Regions from separate parts of the Mus musculus genome. Here region 2 is linked to region 1. The links are chromatin loops, found by intact Hi-C in ENCODE. Cell type or tissue: left cerebral cortex. All regions are shown on one strand. Each heading gives the region's core, and the rest is flanking DNA. Links, peaks and the distances in the headings are about the cores only.

Evidence for each region. Peaks named below come from ENCODE experiments on the same cell type or tissue, not always from the same donor. Only the 100,000 strongest peaks of a DNase experiment are listed, where the experiment ranks them.
Region 2: it touches region 1 in a loop (2.3-fold over the local background); 5 of 42 quality-filtered maps call a loop at or near these places.

The regions. Positions count from the first base shown.
Region 1 is chr16:65,127,128-65,132,555 of GRCm38, reverse strand. No RefSeq gene overlaps it. Among named protein-coding and RNA genes, the nearest start is that of Htr1f, 24 kb to the right of the region's middle. In left cerebral cortex, for the core only: no CTCF peak of the experiment used is centred there; a DNase peak (open chromatin) is centred at 2,960.
Region 2 is chr16:64,927,083-64,932,510 of GRCm38, reverse strand. The region is part of intron 2 of Htr1f (5-hydroxytryptamine (serotonin) receptor 1F); the gene reads left to right. Among named protein-coding and RNA genes, the nearest start is that of Gm33971, 55 kb to the right of the region's middle. In left cerebral cortex, for the core only: no CTCF peak of the experiment used is centred there; a DNase peak (open chromatin) is centred at 2,674.

The DNA.
Region 1 (5,428 bases), core at 274-5,273:
TAATTGCAAATAACTTCCATCTGAAACTGGAAATTGCTATACTTTCATAACCATTTAAAGCTGGTCCAAATGGCATATGTGGTTGCCACAGACTAGGTTAAAAAGCTCATATTTCCATTGAAATGTTATGTGCTAATCATCTGAAATTGTATATGATAATCACAAACATTGCTCCACCATGCCAACTTCTCTAATTGTGTATCAAACCATTTCTAAATTGTATGCTGCTATATAAAGAATAGCACAATAGAGATAACATTGATCTATGTAATTAGTGATTTACAATTTACTACAAATTAAGTAGAAGTTATTTTACCTTTATTCTTTAGACAGATGTCTCTAAATATTTTATTTACAAAATTAGCTGACTACCATCATTTTGGACGCATAAAACCTAGTCCAGGATAAGGTATTATTACAAAATCAGAACTGCTACATTTATGAAGTCACAATGTTAGATATTTTTATATTACCATATGAGCCATTCTAAATTTTCTGATATAGTATGAAAAATAAAAATTTACTTTTTTAAAAGTATTTTACTATTCAAAATATACTTGAAACAATAGGTTTAATGAAGAGGCAGAAACACATGCTCTTTATAGAGTTGCTTCCTTTGTGCAGAGTAAAGCAGATTGTAAAGCAAAGCCACATCTTAGAGATACATTGTGTAGATCTAGGCATTGTTATCCCCGTAGAAAGGATCATGTCACCTAATCACTATAGAGAAAGTGAGCTCTGTGACAAAGAACAGAGATTTCATCAGTGTGAAGGGAAGAACACAAGAGTAGAGAAATTAATATGTTGAATGCACTCTAGAGACACTCACATCTTATGATGAAAACTTTCCTTGTTTTTTTTGTTTTGTTTTGTTTTGTTTTGTTTTGTTTTGTTTTAATCACAGGAAGAAAGGCCAGAGCCATGTTAATACGCAAGAGGTAGTGCCAGGAATGCTGTGCCCATCTTTATGTTCGCTAGCAACTCACTTTCAGGCTTCATCAAGCTCTTGTGGTTTAACCTGTGGTGTTCCCTGAAGACTGAAGCTCAGTTACCTAAGCTGGTGAGCTCCAGGGAGGTGGTTGGATTCTGAAGGCTCAATCAATGTATTAATCCTTTAATGAATTCATAATATGGTGAGATTATTCTGGGAGGCAGGAACAGTAGGTGCCCAGGAAGGGGATCCTTGGTTTCCTCTCTGCCTCAACTGCCCCCCAACCTCCCACCCCCACTCCAGCTTCCATCACCTTGCTCTGCCTCACAACAAGCCCAACAATAAAGCTGAGAAGTGTGTGCTGAAACTTCTCAAACTGAAAGCCAAAATCTTTCCCATCTTAACACACAGATCAGAATCCACCTTAAAAACAAAAACAAAAACAAAACAAAACAAAAAAAAGACAAAATCCTCAAATGATCCTTGTGAATTTTAAAGTTTAAGAAACACTGGGCTAAATTTTGTCCTCCCCACGTTTGAAAGGCCAACTTATTAGTTCATTAAAAGTTACCTCTAGCAAGGATTATAACAAAAGGAAAAGATGAGGAACACCAGAAAATGAAATGTTGATTGCACAAATAATCCTTTTGATAAATACAAGAATGTGATTTTTAATAATAAAAAAAGGAGCAAACAGTTCTCGATGACCCAGTGTATTTAAAATAATAAAAATAATGCTTAATATTTAATGAGAGTTTCCTACATTTCCAACACTGTCCTCAGCTCTGCATATGAATTAATTTACTTACCATTTATTATTTAGCTTCATTAAGCTCATGCAATGGAAGGAATGCTATTTTAATTGAATAGATTAAAAACATAAGAAGTTGAATAAATAGACCAAATTAAATCACGAGATGAATTGAGACTATTTTAAAATCCAAATTCAGGTAATGGCCTTTCCTACCAGTTCTAACAATAAAGAGCTTAGGTAATTGTTGCATTTTACAGTCCCTTGGCTAAAATGATTCTTGCTCTAAAAAACAAACAAAACACCACCAACAAAAATTATATATTCTTTTCTTTCCTTGTAATTGAGTCTCAATAAAAAGTTAAAGAAACTCCTTCCATGGATATTTTATTCCCTATTCTAGGGAGGAATGAAGTATCCACGAGTTGGTCTTCCTTCTTGATTTTCCTGTGTTTTGGAAGTTGTATCTTGGGTATTCTAGGTTTCTGGGCTAATATCCACTTATCTGTGAGTGCATATCAAGTGACTTTTTTTGTGATTAGGTTACCTCATTCAGGATGATATCCTCCAGATACATTCATTTGCCCAAGAATTTCATAAATTCGTTGTTTTTATTAGCTGAGTAGTACTCCATTGTGTAAATTGCGACATTTTGAGGGACATCTGGGTTCTTTCCAGCTTCTGGCTATTATAAATAAGGCTGCTATGAACATAGTGGAGCATGTGTCCTTCTTACCAGTTGGAACATCTTCTGGGTGCATGCCCAGGAGAGGTACTGCTGGATCTACCAGTAGTACTATGTCAGTTGTATACAGAATGGTCACATCTACCAATATTAAGACAATCTAAAATAAGAATCATAAATGATTATGAAGCATTAAAGGGGAAACTTTCTGGAAAAGGAAACAATTACTTAATCGACAGCAAAACTGTCTCTCAAAGTCTCATTCCTACAGTTGCATTTTATGTTACTTAGGTCTTTAAAGAATGAGGCAGCCTATATAGATCTCCATATTGTATTGGCTCCCCCTATTACAAATATACTCAGGGGAAACTCCAGACTACAGCATTAGCCACCCCAAAGAATACAAGGTGAGAAATCTTGAGAGTGTAAGAGAGCCTCCCCAACCCACAGACTGCACAGTTAAGTGTGGTCAGCAAAGTATCAGGATACAACAAGAAGACAGCTTCTAGAAGGAAAAAAAATCCCAAGGAACAACTGGGCGCTTCACAGAATCTGGTTCAACGACATCTTAAATAGAAACACAAGACACCAGTTTCAACTTTCCTCCCCCACCTCCACCTGGCAGACTCCAATTATAGAAAACCCAGAAACAAGCTGCTCCAACACTTCATCTTTTTTTTTTTTGGCTCTTTGTGCTTTTCCCTTCATGAATGAGCCAACAAGAGTAGTGTCTACACTAGGAATAGCCTCAAATAAAGAAGGAAAAGGTATCCAAAACAACAGATGCATGTAGTGCAACACAGGAAAACAAGAAAGATGAAAATAAAAGACAACATGGTATGTACAACAAATCTTGTCCAATTACTGACTCTAAAGTCTTACTTCTAAAAATGATCAGTGATTTCAAAGAAATCAAACAACCAGATGAATGAACTAAAAAAAGAATGAGAATAAAATAAACCAAGGATGTAGGGAAGTAAGCAAAATTGCAGAAGAGAAACTTGGGAACAAGGATAAAAAATCCGGGGGTTGGGGGAGAGAGGAAGGAAGGAAGGAAGGAAGGGAGGGAGGGAGGGAGAGAGAAAGAGAGAAAGAGGGAGGGAGGGAGGGAGAGAGAGAGAAAGAGAGAGAGAGGGGGAGAGAGAAAGGAAAGAAAGAAAGAAAGAAAGAAAGAAAGAAAGAAAGAAAGAAAGAAAGAAAGAAAGAAAGAAAGAAAGGAAGGAAGGAAGGAAGGAAGGAAGAAAGAGGAAAGGATTTGTTAGAAAAAAATCAAAGAGAAATGTTGGAAATGAAAACCTCAGCTAATCAAATAAAAACACATTGAGAAGTATTTCCAGTAGACAGACAGAAGCTAGAATATTGGGATGGAAGACAAGGCTAACAGAAGACTCCTTTTAGAAAGCAATAAAGAAAAACCCTAGTTCTAAGAATTGTGAAATGATCTTATAATTATAAATGTTGAGATTCTGTGGTGTAGAAGATGCAACTAAGATTTATTTTTAGTGTCATAGAAAATCTATTTAATGAAATTATAGCAGAAAGTTTCCCAAACCTAGGGGAAATTCATGGGCATTTAAGGCCAAGAGGTATTTATAATCTCAAATAGACATCTCCAGAGAAAATCCTCTTCACAGCACATTACACTCATCTTGCCAAAACTATAAAACAAAGAAACAATATTAAAGACTCCAAGAAAAAAATGTGAAATAATTTACAATGTCAATTCATCAGAGTAACTTCAAACCTCTTAGCAAAAGACCTAAAACCCAAGGTTTCATATCCTGAAACTAAATAACTGCTGAGCAAAATTATCTTTAAAATCAATGGTGAAATAAACATATTTCAAAAATAAGCACAGATTAATGCAATTCACAATCATCAAGCTAGCATTGCAGAAAAAATAAATAAATAATTGAATCCTACATAAAGAAGAGAAAGAAACATTTTTTTCATTACATGAACATAGGAAAGAATAAATTCCATTCCAGAAAGGATGCTAAGAAAAAAAATCGATAGAGAAAGTATGGTAAAAAGACCCTGAGACCAGCATGGGAGTCAAGAAGCAGACTGCTGGCAGGTTCTCCACAAACAAGAAGCAGAGATAGAAAACAGGAAGTGGGGACTCTGCAGTCAGGAAGCAGAGACAAAAAACAGGAATTGGGGACTAGTCTATAAAACTTCAAAGCCAACTCCCAATAACATACTTCTTTCCCCAAGACACTATATCCCAAAGCGTCCATAGCCTTCTCAAATCACATCATCAACTGGGAACTAATGTTCAAACGCAGGATCCAAAGGGGCATGATTATCATTCAATCTGCAGCAATCAAGAAAAGAACTAACAAAAAAAATACAGAAATCAGAAAATTACTCTCAATAAAAATCCTATATATGAAGTCCTAATTCTTCAGTTATACATAAAGAACAGACTACCTGATTGAATTAAAAATAAAATCCAACTATTTATTGTTTAGAGAAAAAAAACACATTCCTCAATGTCAAAAGCACACATTGACAGAGTTTTTTTTTATTTTTAATAATAAAGTCAATATATCCAGAAAATAGAAACCAAAACTTAGTCAGACTAGTTATATTTGCATTGGGTAAAGTAGACATCAGAACAAAACTAGTCTAAATAAATAAATAAATAAATAAATAAATAATGAACATTTAAAAACCTGTAAATGTACATGTATAATACATTGTTGTACTCAATAACATTTTTTTAGAAATACAAAAAGAAGAGCCTTGTGGTTTCTGTCTGTGCCCAGAGCTGATCATGTGCCACAGTGCTCCATACCCAAATCCCTATGGGAAAGAGCTGGTCTCCCAGGAGTGCAGACATGCCTGTGATAACAGGTAAGACCACCACTTCTGCTCAGAGGGACCTGCCCAGGGCCCTCAAGACACAGGATCTGAGGAGCAGCCTGGGACAAAATCCTTCCGGTTTCCATTTGTGCCAGCAGCTGATCCTGTGCCAAAGTGCTCCGTACCAAAACCTCCTGGAGAGAACTGGTCTCCCAGAAGTACTGGCACACAGGCTTGTAGGAGGGACAAGCCA
Region 2 (5,428 bases), core at 322-5,321, 200 kb after region 1:
TGTCCATAAATAGATATTATATATACACATATATACATATACACATATGTACATATATACATGTGCATACATATGTGTATGTATGTATGTATGCATACATACATATATGCATACATACCTTTAAAGTGTTTAATTGCGATTTTTACGGCTAATCACCACATAAAAAAGAACCCACCAAATGGTTCTTAAAGGAATAAATAGGAACAGAAAAATAAATGCACAGATGTAAGGGCTCAGAGTTGTACTGCCAGTAAAAGATTTTAGAAAGCAGTGTGAGTAATTGCTGCTATTTCATGTAGCAGCATGTAGTACTCATGGAAATCTGGCCATATCCACACTTTAAACATTCATCCTATGGAATATTTCCTTCCACTTGAAATCACATCTGATACATAGCAAAACCTTTATTTTATAGAAAAATACTTTAGAGAGCCCATGAGTGGCATGGATCTGTGGAGGAATGCATCTCTCTTGGAGAGAATGGTAGTTAAGAACATGTGTTTCCTCCCCCTCCTTTAAGATCACTCCCCCCGCTCCCCCAAACCAATGATTCTAGATTCCTGGATTCTACAGACATTCCAAATCAAATGTACGTATCTAAGGTTAGCTGTGTTTTCAATTTAGGGATATTTGTGACGTTTCTGTGCCTTTGTTTTCCAATTTATGAGGAAACATAGTGACTGCTTTCATCTCATGGAGCAACTTTAAGAAAATAAATGCCTTGATATGTGTAAAATAATATAGCACAATATTGTTATTATTAAACTAATTTAATCCAATATGTAGGTTTTTATATAGGTTTTCATATAAGGTCTTGATAGACTTGACCTTACAGTCTTGCCTATTTATAATGCTATTATGAAAACTATTTGTGGCCCTTTAAGTTGCCCCTTCTTAGAATTGGAAACAATCACCCATGGAAGGAGTTACAGAGACAAAGTTTGGAGCTGAGACAAAAGGATGGACCATCTAGAGACTGCCATATCCAGAGATCCATTCTATAATTAGCCTCCAAATGATGACACCATTGCATACACTAGCAAGATTTTGCTGAAAGGACCCTGATATAGCTGTCTCTTGTGAGACTAGGCCGGGGCCTAGCAAACACATAAGTAGATGCTCACAGTCAGCTATTGGATGGAGCACAGGGCCCCCAATGGAGGAGCTAGAGAAAGTATCCAAGGAGCTAAAGAGATCTGCAACCCTGTAGGTGCAACAACATTATGAACTAACCAGTACCCCGGAGCTCTTGACTCTAGCTGCATATGTATCAAAAGATGGCCTAGTTGGCCATCACTGGAAAGAGAGGCCCATTGGACACACAAACTTTATATGCCCCAGTACAGGGGAATGCCAGGGCCCAAAAATGGGAATGGGTGGGTAAGGGAGTGGGGAGGAGGGTGTGGGGGACTTTTGAGATAGCATTGGAAATGTAATTGAGGAAAATACATAATGATAAAAAATATTTTTAAAAAAAACCTATTTGTGTATGACCTCATTAATTATTCACAGAAGAAAATAAATTAAACTATTTCCCTAAGAGCTGATAGTTTAGCCTAAGGACAGTAAAATTAGAAACAAAGCAAACTCTAGAATGTAAATAACCATTAGATTGAAAATATTATGTGAATTAGGAGGTTTTTAATGTACCATGTGACTAGATCATCAAGTTGTCGATTTCTTATGCTGGCTGAAGTGTAAGAAACTTTTAGGTTTTGACTAATGAGACTGCAGGTCTTCATAGACTAATTTTCCCCAGTAAAGATATTTGAAATTCAGAAAAAAACCTGTGTTGAGGGGCAGAAGTGACACCTGTGGTGTGCTCTATGTCAGGTAACCAGTCGGTGTCCCTAACAATACAAGGACATAGAGTGGAAACCTGAATAGGAGTTTGGATGAAGAGTCTAGTGAAAGGCTGTGTTTAAATTGGACAAAGAAAATGTTTTGTTGTACTTCTGTGTATAGGTGTCAGGAAAAATAAGAATAAAGGAAATTAAAAACCCAACTGTGACTAGCTCCACTCATTTTCCTGTCTTCTTTATTGTCTATGAATATCACTCTAGAAGATGTATTAGTTTTCTAGATTTAATATTAGACAGGGTTCTGGTAAACGGCAATATAATTTGCTTGACATATTTATAATTCATATTTATATGTCACATAATTATGAAATATGACCAAGGTTTAAGAGGAGTTTCTGGCATTGAGTGCCATTTTGTTAAGGGTCATGTAAATGTTACAGGGTGACACAGAGAGAAATCAGTTGACTTATCCAACAACTCTCCTAGTTTTTAGCTGGTCCTCTTTCCTATGGCATTCTTTTATGAAAGCCTATTTCCAGACAGCTTGTCTCATTTCATTTTCTTCTCAAAATAGAATTGCAGAGTAATTTCTTATGGCAAAAATTGTGTATCAGGCAAACTAAAACGGAAAGTTATCCTTGCTTATAATACAGTAAGTGTCAGTAGCTTTAATTCTGTTCTCTTAATATTAAGTAAACAGCATTGCAAAGAAATTAATTTACAAGCTATTCAGAGGCCTGAAGAGATGGTCAGTAGGTAAGATCACTTGCTGCATAAGCATGAAGACCAGAGTTCAAGTGTCAGCACTTTTGTAAAAAGCTTGATATGGCTGAACATACATATAACTCCAACACTGCTGGAGGCAGAAACAGGATACTTGGGGTTTTCTGGCCACTAGCCAAGCAGGAAGATCCAGGTTCAATGAGACCCTGTCTTAAAGGAATAAGGTGGAAAGTGATACACTAGGATACCCCCTCTGGTCTCTGAGCACACTGTAAGAAACCATGCAGACAGACAGACAGACAGACAGACACACACACACACACACACACACACACACGGGTGTGTGTGTGTGTGTGTGTGTGAGAGAGAGAGAGAGAGAGAGAGAGAGAGAGAGAAACAATTTTTAATTGAATCTATAGACATATGAAGAGAGAATGGCATAAATTGGAGAAAAATAACAGAAATTAATTAATTAATTTGTCATATTTCCCAGATGTGGCACTGGATTTGGAGTAAGTTCTTCATAAAAGAACACTGACCTTTCAAAAATTGTTTGCAGGGCGAATACATAAGAATGCCAGGGAGGACCTGCAAGACAGCTGGGCAAGTAAAGGCTCTTGCCAACAAGCCTGTGAACCATAGTTTGCTCTCTGAATCGCTTGTGGTGGGAGGAGAGAAAACTGACCCTTCAAAGTTGACCTCCATCCGTGCATATGCCATGATATGCATGATCATGCACACAGAGAAACACACACACCAACAAATGTGAAAAATAAAATTTTTGAACAGTTTTTTAAAATGGCATTTGCCAAAAAAAGAAAGCAAGAAAGAAAGAGAGAGAAACAAAGAGGATGGGAGGGAGGGAGGAAGGGAGGGAGGGAGGGAGGGAGGGTAGGAGTAAAAGGTCATGTGTTACTAAAAGTACATACAAGGCCTTCGTGACTGTTCTGGTCATGCCTGTGAGTTCTCTACACCTGACTCAATATTCTCTCAGAAAAGAATATAAAAACCTAGGATAAATTGGAGGGGGGAAGACGTATATCCCTAAACAGGAAGAAACACACTGAGCCACCAATGAAAATAGAGACATATATAACGGAAAAATTAGTGAGAGGTCATTTATTTAAGAGTCTCCAATAAGTAAGAATGTCAAAAGAAACATTTTGAAGAAATTTTGAAATACTGTAGATGCTATCATTTGAGAGAAGGTTATAGATGCTATAGCCCTGAGGGGAAAATCAGAGATTTATTGGAAGCAGCCAGGTTGAATAAAACCAGAGGACACACTTTCTGATGTGCTAATATCAGTATCACCTGGGAATGTGTCAGAAATGTGTATTTTAGAGCCTCACACCAGACTTACTGAATCATAAACTTCAAAGTTTGGACCCTGGAATATGGCTTAACAAGCCTTCAGTGTGATTCTGAGAGTCATTGAGTTTAATAACTTCTAGTTTAGAATTTCTAGAGGCAGAGGGATTTATATTCCACTGTTTTCTTTGACGTGTTTTAGTTGACCTGTACAGGTGTTATGTAGCTACGGGACATCTTAGTTGTTCTTCATGGATGGGCATTGTGTAGATATGAAACAATTTCTCAACTACACAATGGACAATCACTTATGTAGATGGTGGGTATTCATGTATTTTCTGGCATTCAATTTCCTTAGCAGCAGTTGGCTTCATGAACACCTGCAAGTCAAAATTACATTTCGTACTGGTACCCAAACACAGGCAGATAGAAAACTGCATGGCAAATATATGATCATTTGCATCCTTATAAAATACTGAACATATAAATATTAAAAAAATATTTTAAATATTATGTTAGCAGTCCAGAAATATCACCACCTTGAAGTAAATATAATGCTAAAATATGCTTGTAAAGTAGCAATTATAACTAGGGATAGAAATATCAGATTCTAATGCCTGTCCATCCATCATTGAGATACAAGTAGTCACTAAAAATTATGAAAGCAAAAAAAAAAAAAAAAGAGTAATGGGAAATGAAGAAATGGCTTGTAAAATAAAATAATATTACTCATGTTTGGGTTGAGTTCACTCCAAATACTGTTCTTTGACTCCTTCAGTACAGGGACTCAAACCCAGGGCCTTACATGCTAGGCAAGTGTTCTACCGCTGAGCTACATCTATTCCTAGACCTTATTTGACTTCCAATTAAATTAAATAACAGACTAAAGCAACAATGATAAACTATGGATATAGGGTCCTCCTTAAACAGCAATGTAATGTCATCAATGCAGCAGCGATTTACAAAGAAAATAGCATGACTGTCAGGGAACCAGCCTCTATGAGCTCTCCTAACTGGCAGTTCACTTGGTAAGAGAGCTATTTGGTCATGTATGCTATTGTCATAATGAATAATGTCCCTACATATTATAGTTATATGACTCCAACTAATCTTATTTTGTCTTTTCAAACCAAGTTAACTACCACGTCCCCAAAGACTACTAACATTTTTCTAATATTATAAAATGCCACATATTTTTTTTCTTCTTTCTCTCTAGGTAGCCTCTACATTATGGCATCAAATACATTACAAATATCCATTATAATGTTATCATGTAACTTTGAATTAAATACAAATATATTTGCCATTTTTAAGTGCTGTCTTTAATATTCTCGTGGTATATTATAAAATACACAAGTGCAAAATATTAACATGCACTTTTCAGCATAGCATCTGCTGTAGACAAAAGGAAAAACAGAGCAAATATACTGTTGAAAACAATTTCATAGCCATGGGGAAATTATTATATAATTGGTTAGTTTACTCACAGAAATTGCTTTATGTGAGAAAATTTTAATAAATGTTTTCAAAGTTACAATTTGTTACTTTTTGAATTGGATTTCTTAAGTTAGAAAAGTATGAACTCCAAGCTT